Regions from separate parts of the Homo sapiens genome. Here region 1 is linked to region 2. A link is an interaction called in ENCODE POLR2A ChIA-PET data of the cell type or tissue named here. Cell type or tissue: OCI-LY7. All regions are shown on one strand. Links, peaks and the distances in the headings refer to the core of each region. The heading gives the core; the rest is flanking DNA.

Region 1 (5,872 bases), core at 64-4,063, 160 kb after region 2:
GGCAAGGTACAAGGGGGCTGTTAGAAAATCTGAACATACAGGATGGTTACACCCTCAGGTCTCCTCTAACTAAATATCCATGAGACAACTTCCCTACCATGCCCACTAGCCTCTCGTAACACAAGAGGCCAGAGGATTACTGGAACAACTGAACCAGAGAGGCTCCAGACTCAGACCAGCATGGAACTAAGATCAAGGGTGAGGCACAAATCTAAAAGTGGAGATTAAGCAAAGTCTGCATACTCATAAGTGGGACACCTTTATCCTGCCTTGTTCCCCAAACATTATCAGCCAGGTAAGTAGCCTCAACAAGAGATTATAGAATTCCTCTCGGGAAAAAATGGACAGACCAGACCTACTCACACTTAGAAGACCATTAATCTCATTCCTGGGACTATCTAAATTCAGAGGTGAAGACTAATGGCAATTCTAAAATTCATGTTCTTTTCCCTGATTATGATTCAATTAGACACAAAATACTATACTTTTTTTTTAAAGGTCTTTAACCTTTAAGATGCTACCTGATTTTGAAATCACATATTAGAATAACTTCTGGGACAAAAATATTCCTTTTCCAGTCTTACTTTGACACCCTGGGGAAAGATGTTTAAGGAACAGAGGCTGAAGTTTTTCACACACCACTCTAAAGAAATGCAGAAAGAAACTGAAAAGCATTCAGAGTCTTACAATTTCTAGGTCCTGTTTCAAGTTTATCCCACAAAAGGGAAAGGAAAAAAACAAAATAGGTAGAATGCAAATCAATCATATATATTTGGTAAGAGCTAAGCTCTGCTGGAGAGGAAGTTCTTGGCTAATATTAAGTTAGGGAATTTTTCATTTATTCATATGATTCTTATATTTTACTACAGAAAAAGCAATCAGGCCAGGCATGGTGGCTCACACCTGTAATCCCAGCACTTTGGGAGGCTGAGGCAGGTGGATGATCTGAGGTCAGCAGTTCAAGACCAGCCTGGCCAACATGGTGAAAGCCCATCTCTACTAAAAACACAAATATTAGCTGGGCACAGTGGTGCGCATCCTACTCGGGAGGCTGAAGCAGAAGAATTGCTTGAATCCAGGAGGCGGAGGTTGTGGTGAGCCGAGATCATGTCACTGCACTCCAACCTGGGCAACAGAGCGAGACTCTGTCTCAAAAAAAAGAAAAAAGAAAAAACATAACCTTGAAAAAATTAAGTTATATATTTCCCACACCATTACTGATTACAAGTACTTCAAGCCAGGTGCAGTGGCTCAACACCTTGAATTCCAACACTTTTAGGAGGCTGAGGCATGAGGATCACATGAGTCTGAGAGCAGCCTGGGCAACACAGCAAGACCCTATCTCCAAAAAAAAAAAAAAAAAAAAAAAAAAAAGCTTTTAGTCAGCTGAGCATGGTGGCAAGCACCTGAAGTCCTAGCTACTCAGGAGGCTGAGGTGGAAGGATCATTTGAGCCCAGGAGTTCGAAGCTGCAGTGAGCCATGATCATACCACTGCACTCCAGCCTGGGCAAGAGAGGGAGACCCTGTCTCCAAAAAAAAAAAAAAAAAAAAAGTACTTCAAGCACATTCGTTCAGTGCAATGCAAGCTACTACCGTTTAGCATTACTTACAGAGATGCAGGATTTAATTAAATAACTCTGCTTAGCAAACTGCCTTGTAAGAGATCACTAGAAATAAATTTTTTCTTTTTTTTTTTTTTTCTCGAGACAGGGTCTCACTCTGTCACCCAGTTGGAGTGCAGTGGATCTCAGTTCACTGCTACCTCTGTCTCCCAGGATCAAAAAATCCTACCACTTCAGCCTCCCAAGCAGCTGGAACCACAGGTGCGCATCAACATGCCCAGCTAATTTTTTGTATTTTTGGTAGAGATGTGGTTTTGCCATGTTGTCCAGGCTGGTCTGGAACCCCTGAGCTTAAGCACTCTGCCTGCCTAGGTCTCCCCCAAAGCACTGGAATTACAGGTGTGAGCCACTGCCCCCAGCCTTATTTTTCCTTTTAAGTTATAAAAAATACCATGAGTGGGAAGGTGAAAGGGATCGTCCCATTTTAAATTAGGCACTGCTGTACTGTAAATTTTAAATTTTAAAAAAGATCAAGTTTTCAAAGTTTTTGCTCTTGGGACTCTTGAAAGTGGAGGACCATCCCCCCCGCAAAAAAACTTTATGTCGATTAAATCTATCAATATTTACTGTATTTGCAGTTAAAGCAGAAAACTTTAAAAGATTTGTCATTTAAAAAAAAATAATAGCTGGGCATGGTGTCTCACGCCGTAATCCTAACACTTTGGGAGGCCGAGGCAGGCGATCACTGGAGCCCCCGACTTCGAGACCAGCCTGGGCGACATGGCAAAGCCCATCTCAAAAAACAAATTAATTAATTAATCCATTACTTGTTAACATAAATCTCATATTTAAAAAATATTTTTAATAAAAATTAGAAGACTATCATGGTTTTACATTTTTGCAAATCTCTTTAACATCTAGCTTAATAAAGACATCTTGATTCTCACATCTACTTTTCCATTCAATCTGTGTATTAGATTGTTTTGGATGAAGAATATAAAGGAAATCTAGCCTTATGAAGCTCTATAGAGTTGGGAAAAAATAGAGTATTTTTATTAAAATGCTCTAGCCTTTTCAGATAACTTTCGATATTCTTTGATCCTTCACCAAAACACAACAAATGGCAGGTTCTTAAAGGCTGCTGCAACGCAGGAATCTGAAACCGTATCAATGAATATTTCCCACTCTGATAAACTGAAATTCATTGGTCTATCTTCCATTTCCAATGGATCTTTTTATCCAGGCATGATTTTGTAATATCATGCATTGGTTATTTGGAAAATATTAGTTCACTGAGTTATGCAGTTCTTCCAAATGTTGACATATTTCACTATGCAACTTCAACATAACACATTCATTAATATCACACTGATCTTATCAAAAAAGTCAAGTATTGGGAAACTGTCAAGCTCACAGTGGCAAATACATGTCTTCCAAAGTTCTATTTTCATTTGAAAGCTTAAATTTTATCATTAGTAACAAATATTGTCAGTTGTTTTCCCTGTAGTGACAGGCACACTTTGTTTATTTTCATGAAAATGTATGCCAAATACCCTAGTCTGTATAACCATACTTTGCCAGCCATTTTTTCAAGTAAAAATGGTATTCCATTTAAAAAGCTCACAACTCAACTGCACAAGTTCTTTTCCTTGAGTTAACCATCAGATTTGATATTCAATAAAAGTGTTTTACAGGTACTTTTCATTTCATCATACAAAATATATTTTTAAATGTACTCAAGGATTGAGATACAATAAAATTAGTAAGTTTTATTGCTTCATCAAGGACATAAAGTTTAACTGGCATTTTTTTTTTTAATTCCAAGTGCACAGTGATGAAGAACACAACTACTAGTACAATTTAGTACCAATGCCTTAATTTGTGCCAAGGTGCTGGCAGTTTTACCCACCACTGATTTTGCAAATGTCAGCACGTAAATAATGCCTATTATTAGGAAAATCATTTTGACCTGGAGAACCCTCAGAAAAACTTCGGGGAACCACCAGAGGCCTGAGAAATAGACTTTGAAAACCTCTGTAAGAACTGATGCATTACTTGTATAATTTTTAAAAAGATAATTTTTAGTAAACATTCCGCTATAACAGAAATATTTAAATAAATATACACACATATGTGATAATATATTAAAATCACCAATAACCTGGTACCTCATACACAGCAGATACCCAAAAATATAATAAATAACAGAATGTGATAAATAATTCTTTAATAAATAACAATTACTGAGAATCTACTATAAGCCAGTTTCTGAGCCAGTTCTGTGCCTCTTCAGTCCCCTTCTTGGGTAACTTACAGAAGCCCATAGACCAGAATGATGATTTTAACATATGAGAAAAAATATTTACTCTGAAATCTTTCCAATCTTTAAGATTAGACTTGCATGACTGCAAGAAAAAGTCTTAAAATTCACCATAAAGCACAAGATAGCATGTTAAGTTCTATTTTAAGCACTATGCCATGAGCTTTTTTAAAAACAGGCTTGCTCACATTCAGAAACCCAAATACAAAATGAATTGCTTTGGCTGAGCACTGCCAGAACTGCATAAAGACCCTGCATTCCATTTCTCCTCAAGCTATACAACCCTTACCTGTGATGTTTTCATTCCTATTGTTAAGTGAAACTCCAGCATTAATACTACAGAGGTTACATTAAATGTGGCAATTATTTTTTTAAAAAAACCAGTAGTGTATAGCAAAACCATCAAAACAAGTTGTTAAGAACTTTTAACCATATACACTGATAAATTCAAGAGGTAAATCTCTATAAACATACATAGGAAATATTACACACTGTTAAAAAGAATGAGACCATCTCATTGTCTGGACATGTCATGGAAAGATCTTCACTATCTATTGTAAAAAAAAGCAAACTGTAGGATGCTACATATGGTATGGTCTCACAGTTTTAGAAAAGATATTTATGTACATGTACATTCACTTAAGTTCCTTCTATGTGCCTAGTTTTGTTCTCATCTAGACATACACACACACAATAAATTAAAAATATTATACAGACATACACATTTAAATGCCCATGCAGAGAAAAAAATGAATACAAGACCAGACACAAAAAGTGACATATTTTTATTCCATTTATATTAAATGCCCAAAATAGGCAAGTCTACAGAGACTCAAAATAGATTATCAGTCGCCTAGGGCTAAGAGTGAGGTAAGGTTTGGGAAGGGGATGATGCTAAAAGGATGTAGGGTTGCTTTTCGAGGTGAAAAAATATTCTAGAACTGATTGTGGTTAATGGTTACACAACTTTGTGAATATACCAAAAACTACCTGACTGTGCACTTTAACGAGGTGAACTGTAATGGGATATGTTAATTTTATCTCAATAAAGCTGTCACCTCCCCCTGCCCACCCAAATAAGAATACACAGATATACACCAAAATGATTCCCTCTAAGAATGAAGATGATGAGGTCTTTCCATTTTTACCCTATTTACTGTTAGATCATTACAATGAGAAGTGTAGTCACTTATTATCTCTATAACTTAAAATAATGTAAAAGGTAAATCTAAAACAGCCCTTGATAAATTATTCTGGATTTAATGTTATTCAAGTTCATCTAAGCAGCAGCAAGAAAAAAGAGCGAAGATATGACCCTAAAAATATTTTCAATTTAGATTGTCTTATAGACAAGAGTATCAGGCCCCAGTCTCTGACAGAAACAAATCTTAAACATAATTTGTTCATCTGACACATGTATATTAAAAACACCTATTGTGTCCACAGGGTAGGGATGGGAGAATGGGGGGTGTACAAACAGAACACCAGCCAACAAAAAGACGCAAACTAACAGCTCTGGCTTTAAGTTAAGGGCTTTTGCTATACAGCTGAAGAGACAAAACACACACACAAAGTGGAATGGGGCCAGACAATAGAAAATCTTGAATACTAGACTGAGAACTAAGTCTTTATCCAGTTTTCGATAGAAAGCCATTCAAAGTTTTTATAGATAGGAGTGACAGAATGAAAGGAGTGTTTTGGTGAAATTAACCCGGCAACCAAAGCGGGTAAACTGAAAGCAGTGAATAGCAAAAAAGGTAAAAAAGAGATTAAGTTTTCAAAAATAGGAACGTTTACAACAGTCCTATGAGAGTTACTGATATCTCCATCATTAGTTAATATTCAAAGGATTTATGTTTGTTTTGTTTGCTTGATCTAAAGAAAAGCTGAAAAATAAAAAGGTGGTTTCTTCATTTTGACGAATTTTAGAAGTTCATAGCTAAGAATGAAGACTTACCAGAAAACTCTGAAGGAAGGGTTCTAGGGAAT
Region 2 (7,062 bases), core at 1-4,000:
GACCCTTGAGATACGATCTACTGGCCAGGTGTGGTGGCTCATGCCTGTAATCCCAGCACTTTGGGAGGCCGAGATGGGCGGATCAGGAGGTCAGGAGTTCAAGACCAGCCTGACCAACATGGAGAAACCCTGTCTCTACTAAAAATACAAAAATTAGCCAGGCATGGTGTCATGCGCATGTAGTCCCAGCTACTCGGGAGGCTGAGGCAGGAGAATTACTTGAACTCAGGAGGCGGAGGTTGCGGTGGGCCAAGATCGCGCCATTATACTCCAGCCTGGGCAACAAGAGTGAGACTCCGTCTCAAAAAAGAAAAAAAAGGGATAGGATCTACTATTATCTCCATTTTACAAATGAGGACATTAAGGCCCAAGAAGTTAAGTGACTTGCTCAAGATCTGGTTAGTGGCAGAGCTGGGATATGAACCCAAACAGTCTCCAAAGTCCAGACTCTTTTTTTTTTTTTTTTTTGAGATGGAGTCTCACACTGTTACCCAGGCTGGAGTGCAGTGGCATGATCTCAGCTCACTGCAATCTCCGCCTCCCGGGTTCAAGCGATTCTCCTGCCTCAGCCTCCCAAGTAGCTGGGATTACAGGTGCTCGGCACCACGCCCAGCTAATTTTTTGTATTTTTAGTAGAGACGGCGTTTCACCATGTTGGCCAGGCTGGTCTCAAACTTCTGACTTTGTGATTCACCCGCCTCAGCCTCCCAAAGTGCTGGGATTACAGGCCTGAGCCACCGCGCCCAGCCAAGTCCACACTCTTAAAAACTACACTCAACTGCTATTTCTTGGTTTATTTTATTTTATTCTTTTTTTGAGATGGAGTTTCACTCTTGTCCCCTAGGCTAGAGTGCAGTGGTGCCATCTTGGCTCACTGCAACCTCCACCTCCAGAGTTCAAGCAATTCTGCCTCAGCCTCCCGAGTAGCTGGGATTACAGGTGCCCACCATCACGCCCATCTAATTTTTGTATTTTTAGTAGAGATGACGTTTCACCGTGTTGGCCAGGCTGGTCTCTAACTCCTGACCTCAGGTGATCCACCTGCCTTGGCCTCCCAAAGTACTGGGATTACAGGCATGAGCCACTGCGCCCAGCCTTTGATTCCTTTTAGAAAAAAGGAAAAATTTTAAAAATTAGCCATGTGTGACAGCACATGCCTTTCTGTGGTCCCAGCTACTCAGGAGGCTGAGATGGGAGGATTGCTTGAGCCTGGGAGGTCAAGGCTGCAATGAGCCATGACTGTGTCACTGCACTCCAGCCTGGGTGACAGAGCAAGACCTTGTCTCCAAAACTAAAATAAAAAGATGATATTAGTCCCCTACCCTAAACTTTAGCTTTCCTCACCCCTTCCTACAATTTCTGTCCTCTGTTTTCATGTTATCAAAGTAGACTATAATTATCTGCTGCTTTAAAACCGTAATTATCTTCCATGTTTTATCTGTGGATTGACTCTAAACATTGAAAATTAATATAAAATGTGTATGTTATTTAAGCCATGTATTTAATAAATATTGTTCCAACAGAGCCAAATAATGTTTAACAGTTACATTTGCTTTCTTATGTTACTTTTGTTTTTCTTGGAGTTTCTAGTTGCCTTTCTTTATTCTCTCATTATATTTGCCTTCATTTCCTTAGTTTTTTTTCTGTTCAAGCTTTTCATTGTCTTGTATGTCACCATTCTTTAAATAGAAGCAAAATTAGTCTCTCTGTGGTCCCCATTTGTGGGTTACCGCTTGACTTGTTCAGGATGAAACCCCTTCCTTTTCTGCCAGGCAGCCCTGCAGATGCTGCTGACTGCCTTGAGGATTTTAAGTGTATGGCATGCACTCCTCAACTGTCGTGGTGTCATTGTCCCCATATGGTAGACTTGGAAAGCTGGGAAGGAGAGAAGAGTCTAACCTTGTTTCAGGTTATCTGCCATTGTGCCATCACCATTGTTTTCAGCAGCATTTGCTAGTGATTGAGACCTAGCTGGCACAGGCTGGGGGCTCAGTGTGCTAAGTCTGTGGAGCCAGGAACTTGGGACAGGGTTGAGGTTGCTCATCCTCAGGACATGAGCTGGGGGAGAGGATGCCTTTACCATTCCATGATCTGCCTCCCGTGGGCAGAGTTCCAGGAGAAGAAAACCAGGCAGGTGCTGATTAATCTTTTTTTTTTTTTTTTTTTTTGAGACAGAGTCTTTTTGTATTGCCCAGGCAGTGCAGTGGTGCCATCTCAGCTCACTGCAACCTCTGCCTGTGAGGTTCAAGCAATTCTCATGCCTCAGCCTCCCCAGTAGCTGAGATTACAGGTGTGCACCACCATGCTGGGCTAATTTTTGTATTTTTAGTAGAGACGGAGTTTCGTCATGTTGGTCAGGCTGGTCTTGAATGCCTGGCCTCATGTGATCTGCCCAGCTCACCCTCCCAAACTGCTGGGATTACAGGCATGAGCCACTGTGCCCAGTCTAATCTTGATTTGCAAGCTGGTTGCTGAGTGTCCACTCTGTGTGCCTGCTTTTTTTTTTTTTTTTTTTTTTTTTGCAATAAGGTCTTACTCTGTCACCCAGGCTAAAGTGCAGTGGTACGGTCATAGCTCACTGCAGCCTTGACCTCCCAGGCTTAAGTGATCATCCTGTTTCTGCCTCCTGAGTAGCTGGAACTACAGATGTGTGCCACCATACCCAGTTAATTTTTAATTTTTAATTTTTAATTTTTTAGAGTTGTTTTTTGTTGTTGTTGTTGTTGTTGTTGTTTTCTTTTTGAGACAGTTTCACTCTTACTGCCCAGGCTGGAGTGCAATGGCGTGATCCTGGCTCACTGCAACCTCCGCCTCCCAGGTTTAAGTGATTGTCCTGCCTCAGCCTCCCAAGTAGCTGGGATTACAGGCGCACACCACCAAGCCTGGCTAATTTAGTATTTTTATATAGAGACAGGGTTTCACTGTGTTGGCCAGGCTGGTCTCGAACTCCTGACCTCAGGTGATCTGTACACCTCAGCCTCCCAAAATGCTGGGAGTACAGGCATGAGCCACTGGGCCCAGCCCCCCTCTTTTTTTTTTTTTCCTGTCCTACTAAGTTAGGCTGGACTAATGACAGGGATTCTCATTGACCAAGGTGCTTCCTGAGGTGGAGGAGGAGGTAGTCACTGAGCCTCTAGTGTATGCTGGGTACACATAACTTCCAGATACACACATCTAAGTGTTCATGCTTCCAAAATCCCTTTATTCCTCGTACCGAACATCCTACTTTTTGCCAAGTTTGGAGGTATCAGAGCAAGAAACTGAAGGCTGTTACCTCTTTCGCCACCCAAGTTCTCTGGGCCTGGAGGTTATCACTCTCTGCTTTTTGAGGCCTTACCCTGATGGCTACTGAGGAAGGAGCTGGGTGGGGCCTCTGTGTTGGTCACTCGTCTCAGACCACTGAGCAGTCCTCAGGGTTACTGGCTATCTGTCCAGTCTGAAGATCGAGCCGCCCGTCCCTTCTCTTTCTCTGGCTCCAGTAAGCCAGGCATCTCAGCTCCATGCAGAACCTTCTTCACTTCCACCTCCAGGCCTTTACCCTGCTTTCCTGCTTTTCTGCCTAGTTAGATTCATCCATCCGTGCTTTGAGGCTCCCTTCCCTCATGCAAGCTTTGTGTATTGCCCTAGGCCACGCTGATCCTTTTCTTTTTTTTTTTCAGTATTTATTGATCATTCTTGGGTGTTTCTCAGAGAGGGGGATGTGGCAGGGTCATAGGATAATAGTGGAGAGAAGGTCAGCAGATAAACACGTGAACAAAGGTCTCTGGTTTTCCTAGGCAGAGGACCCTGCAGCCTTCCTCAGTGTTTATGTCCCTGGGTACTTGAGATTAGGGAGTGGTGATGACTCTTAACGAGCATGCTGCCTTCAAGCATCTGTTTAACAAAGCACATCTTGCACCACCCTTAATCCATTTAACCCTGAGTGGACACAGCACATGTTTCAGAGAGCACGGGGTTGGGGGTAAGGTTATAGACTAACAGCATCCCAAGGCAGAAGAATTTTTCTTAGTACAGAACAAAATGGAGTCTCCTATGTCTACTTCTTTCTACACAGACACAGTAACAATCTGATCTCTCTTTCTTTTCCCCACATTTCCCCCTTTTCTTTTTGACAAAACTGCCATCGTCATCATGGCCCATTCTCAATGGTCGCTGTCTCTTCGGAGCTGTTGGGTACACCTCCCAGACCGGGCGGCCGGGCAGAGGCACTTCTCACTTCCCAGACGGGGCGGCTGGGCAGAGGCGCTCCTCACTTCCCAGACGGGGCGGCCAGGCAGAGGTGCTCCACACCTCCCAGACGGGGCGGCCGGGCAGAGGCGCTCCTCACCTCCCAGACGGGGCGGCCGGGCAGAGGCGCTCCTCACATCCCAGACGATGGGCAGCCGGGCAGAGACGCTCCTCACCTCCCAGACGGGGCGGCCGGGCAGAGGCGCTTCTCACCTCCCAGACAGACGATGGGCAGCCAGGCAGAGGCGCTCCTCACTTCCTAGACGGGGTGGCGGCCAGGCAGAGGTGCTCCTCACTTCCCAGATGGGGCGGCCAGGCAGAAGGGCTCCTAACCTCCCAGACGGGGCGGCTGGGCAGAGGTGCTCCTCACCTCCCAGATGGGGCGGCCGGGCAGAGGGGCTCCTCACCTCCCAGACGGGGCGGCCGGGCAGAAGGGCTCCTCACATCCCAGACGGGGCGGCCGGGCAGAGGGGCTCCTTACTTCCCAGACGGGGTGGCCGGGCAGAGGCGCTCCTCACATCCCAGACGATGGGCAGCCGGGCAGAGGCGCTTCTCACCTCCCAGACAGGGCAGCCGGGCAGAGGGGCTCCTCACTTCCCAGACGGGGCAGCTGGGCAGAGGCGCTCCTCACTTCCCAGACGGGGCGGCCGGGCAGAGGCGCTCCTCACATCCCAGACGATGGGCAGCCAGGCAGAGGCGCTCCTCACTTCCTAGACGGGGCAGCTGGGCAGAGGCGCTCCTCACTTCCCAGACGGGGCGGCCGGGCAGAGGCGCTCCTCACATCCCAGACGATGGGCAGCTGGGCAGAGGCGCTTCTCACCTCCCAGATGGGGTGGCCGGGCAGAGGGGCTCCTCACATCCCAGACGATGGGCGGCCAGGCAGAGACGCTCCTCACTTCCTAGATGGGGTGGCGGCCGGGCAGAGCCTGTAATCTTAGCACTTTTGGAGGCCAAGGCAGGCGGCTGGGAGGTGGAGGTTGTAGCGAGCCGAGATCACGCCACTGCACTCCAGCCTGGGCAACATTGAGCATTGAGTGAGCGAGACTCCGTCTGCAATCCCAGCACCTCGGGAGGCCGAGGCGGGCAGATCACTCGAGGTCAAGAGCTGGAGACCAGCCTGGTCAACACGGCGAAACCCCGTCTCCACCAAAAATACAAAAACCAGTCAGGTGTGGCGGCGTGTGCCTGCGATCCCAGGCACTCGGCAGGCCGAGGCAGGAGAATCACGGGAGCCCGAGGCAGGGAGGTTGCAGGGAGCTGAGATCACGGCAGTACAGTCCAGCCTCAGCAACAGAGGGAGAAGGAAGAAGCGAGGGAGAGGGGGAGGGTTGGGGGAGGGGGGAGGGAGATCCCTTTCTAACCTGATCTCCTGATAAGCCTAGTAATCAAAAACAGAATAGCAAGCTGTTGGCCAGACATGGTGGCTCACAGCTGTAATCCCAGCACTATGGATGGCTGATGTGGGTTGATTATTGAGCCCAGGAATTTGAGGCCAGCCTGGGCAACATAGTGAGACCTCATCTCTACAAAAAATAATAATAATAATAATAATAATAATAAAATAAAATTAGCTGGGCATAGTGGCATGCACCTGTGGTCCCAGTTACTCAGGAGACTGAGGTGGAAGGAATGCTTGAGCCTGGGAGGCCAAGGCTGCAGTGAGCTGTGATCACACCACTGTACTCCAGCCTAGGTGACCCTGTCTCCAAAAAACAAAACAAAAAAACAGAATAGCAAGCTATTAAGAGCACAGGTCTTGAATTAACATAAACCCAGGTTTGAATTGTGTGTGTTATTCAGGACGACTGGGTTGCAAGTGACAGAAAGCCAGTGTGAACTGCACCATCCTTAGCAAAAAGGAATGTGTTGGCTCATATGGCCAGATCATGAACTGGCAACATGAACACTGTCAGCACTTTTTCTCCCCCTTTCCCTGATCCTCTCTGCGAGGCTACTTCATTCTTACCTGGATGTCCCTTGAGGGTGGAACCTTGGCTGTAGGCAGTCCTGGGCTTGCACCCTTAGAACCCAGCACTATAAAGGAAGGAGCTCTTTTCCTCACCTGCAGTTGGAAAAGTCCCACTGGGCCAGTCTAGATCACTGGCCCTTCCTGTGGCTAAGAAAATATCATGTCTTACCAGAAGAAGCAGTGGGTGGGAAATAGGCTGACAAAAGGAATTGTTGCCACAGCTCCTTACTACACGGGTGGCTTTGGCTAAGCACCTAATCCCTCTAAGCCTCAGTATCCTCATCTGTAAAGCAGATGCGTGGATTAGATGAGATAGTGCAGGTAAAGACCTAGCATTGCACATAGTTGGTGTTCAGTGAGGGGGTGGAAGATACCGAGTAGAGGGGACAGGAAGACTTAGCTGACCTAGGGAAGGCCTACCCAACCTGTCTTGCCTGCCACTAGAAAATGAGATTTCTCCCAAGAGCTTGCCTCCCTGTCCTGGGGTACTCTACCAGCCAGTATGGATCATCCTTGGAACTGGCAGGAAGGGATCTCAGAAAATTAGGGAAGCAACAGCAGTATCGACAGAAGACAGTCTTTGCAGTGCCTCTAAGCTAATGTTTGCCACTACAAAAGGAGTAACTGGTCGTTGTGACTGTTTTAATCAGCCAGTAGTTGCTGAGCATGGACCAGGGCCTGAGCTCAGAACTCTGGAGGAATACAGATTTGTGGTCCATGGCGCCTGTTCTTGGCACAAACGAGACGATGAAACCCACACCTCAGTCCTCTTAGGATGTGGCTGGCTGCTTGTCCCTGGAGGTGTGCAAGTAATTGCAGGGACTCTGTAAAGAGGATTTGGACTCTGATAGGGAGGTGGGTGAGTT

What was found. Peaks named below come from ENCODE experiments on the same cell type or tissue, not always from the same donor. Only the 100,000 strongest peaks of a DNase experiment are listed, where the experiment ranks them.
Region 1: POLR2A ChIA-PET joins it to region 2 with 10 read pairs; 11 of 35 experiments call an interaction of 5 or more read pairs at or near these places.

Annotation. Positions count from the first base shown.
Region 1 is chr15:68,061,418-68,067,289 of GRCh38, reverse strand. The region is part of intron 1 of PIAS1 (protein inhibitor of activated STAT 1); the gene reads right to left. Among named protein-coding and RNA genes, the nearest start is that of PIAS1, 10 kb to the right of the region's middle. In OCI-LY7, for the core only: no CTCF peak of the experiment used is centred there; no DNase peak of the experiment used is centred there.
Region 2 is chr15:68,219,725-68,226,786 of GRCh38, reverse strand. All of the region lies in intron 1 of CLN6 (CLN6 transmembrane ER protein), which reads left to right. Among named protein-coding and RNA genes, the nearest start is that of CLN6, 6.5 kb to the left of the region's middle. In OCI-LY7, for the core only: no CTCF peak of the experiment used is centred there; a DNase peak (open chromatin) is centred at 1,746; H3K4me3 peaks cover 1,324 bases; H3K27ac peaks cover 1,556 bases.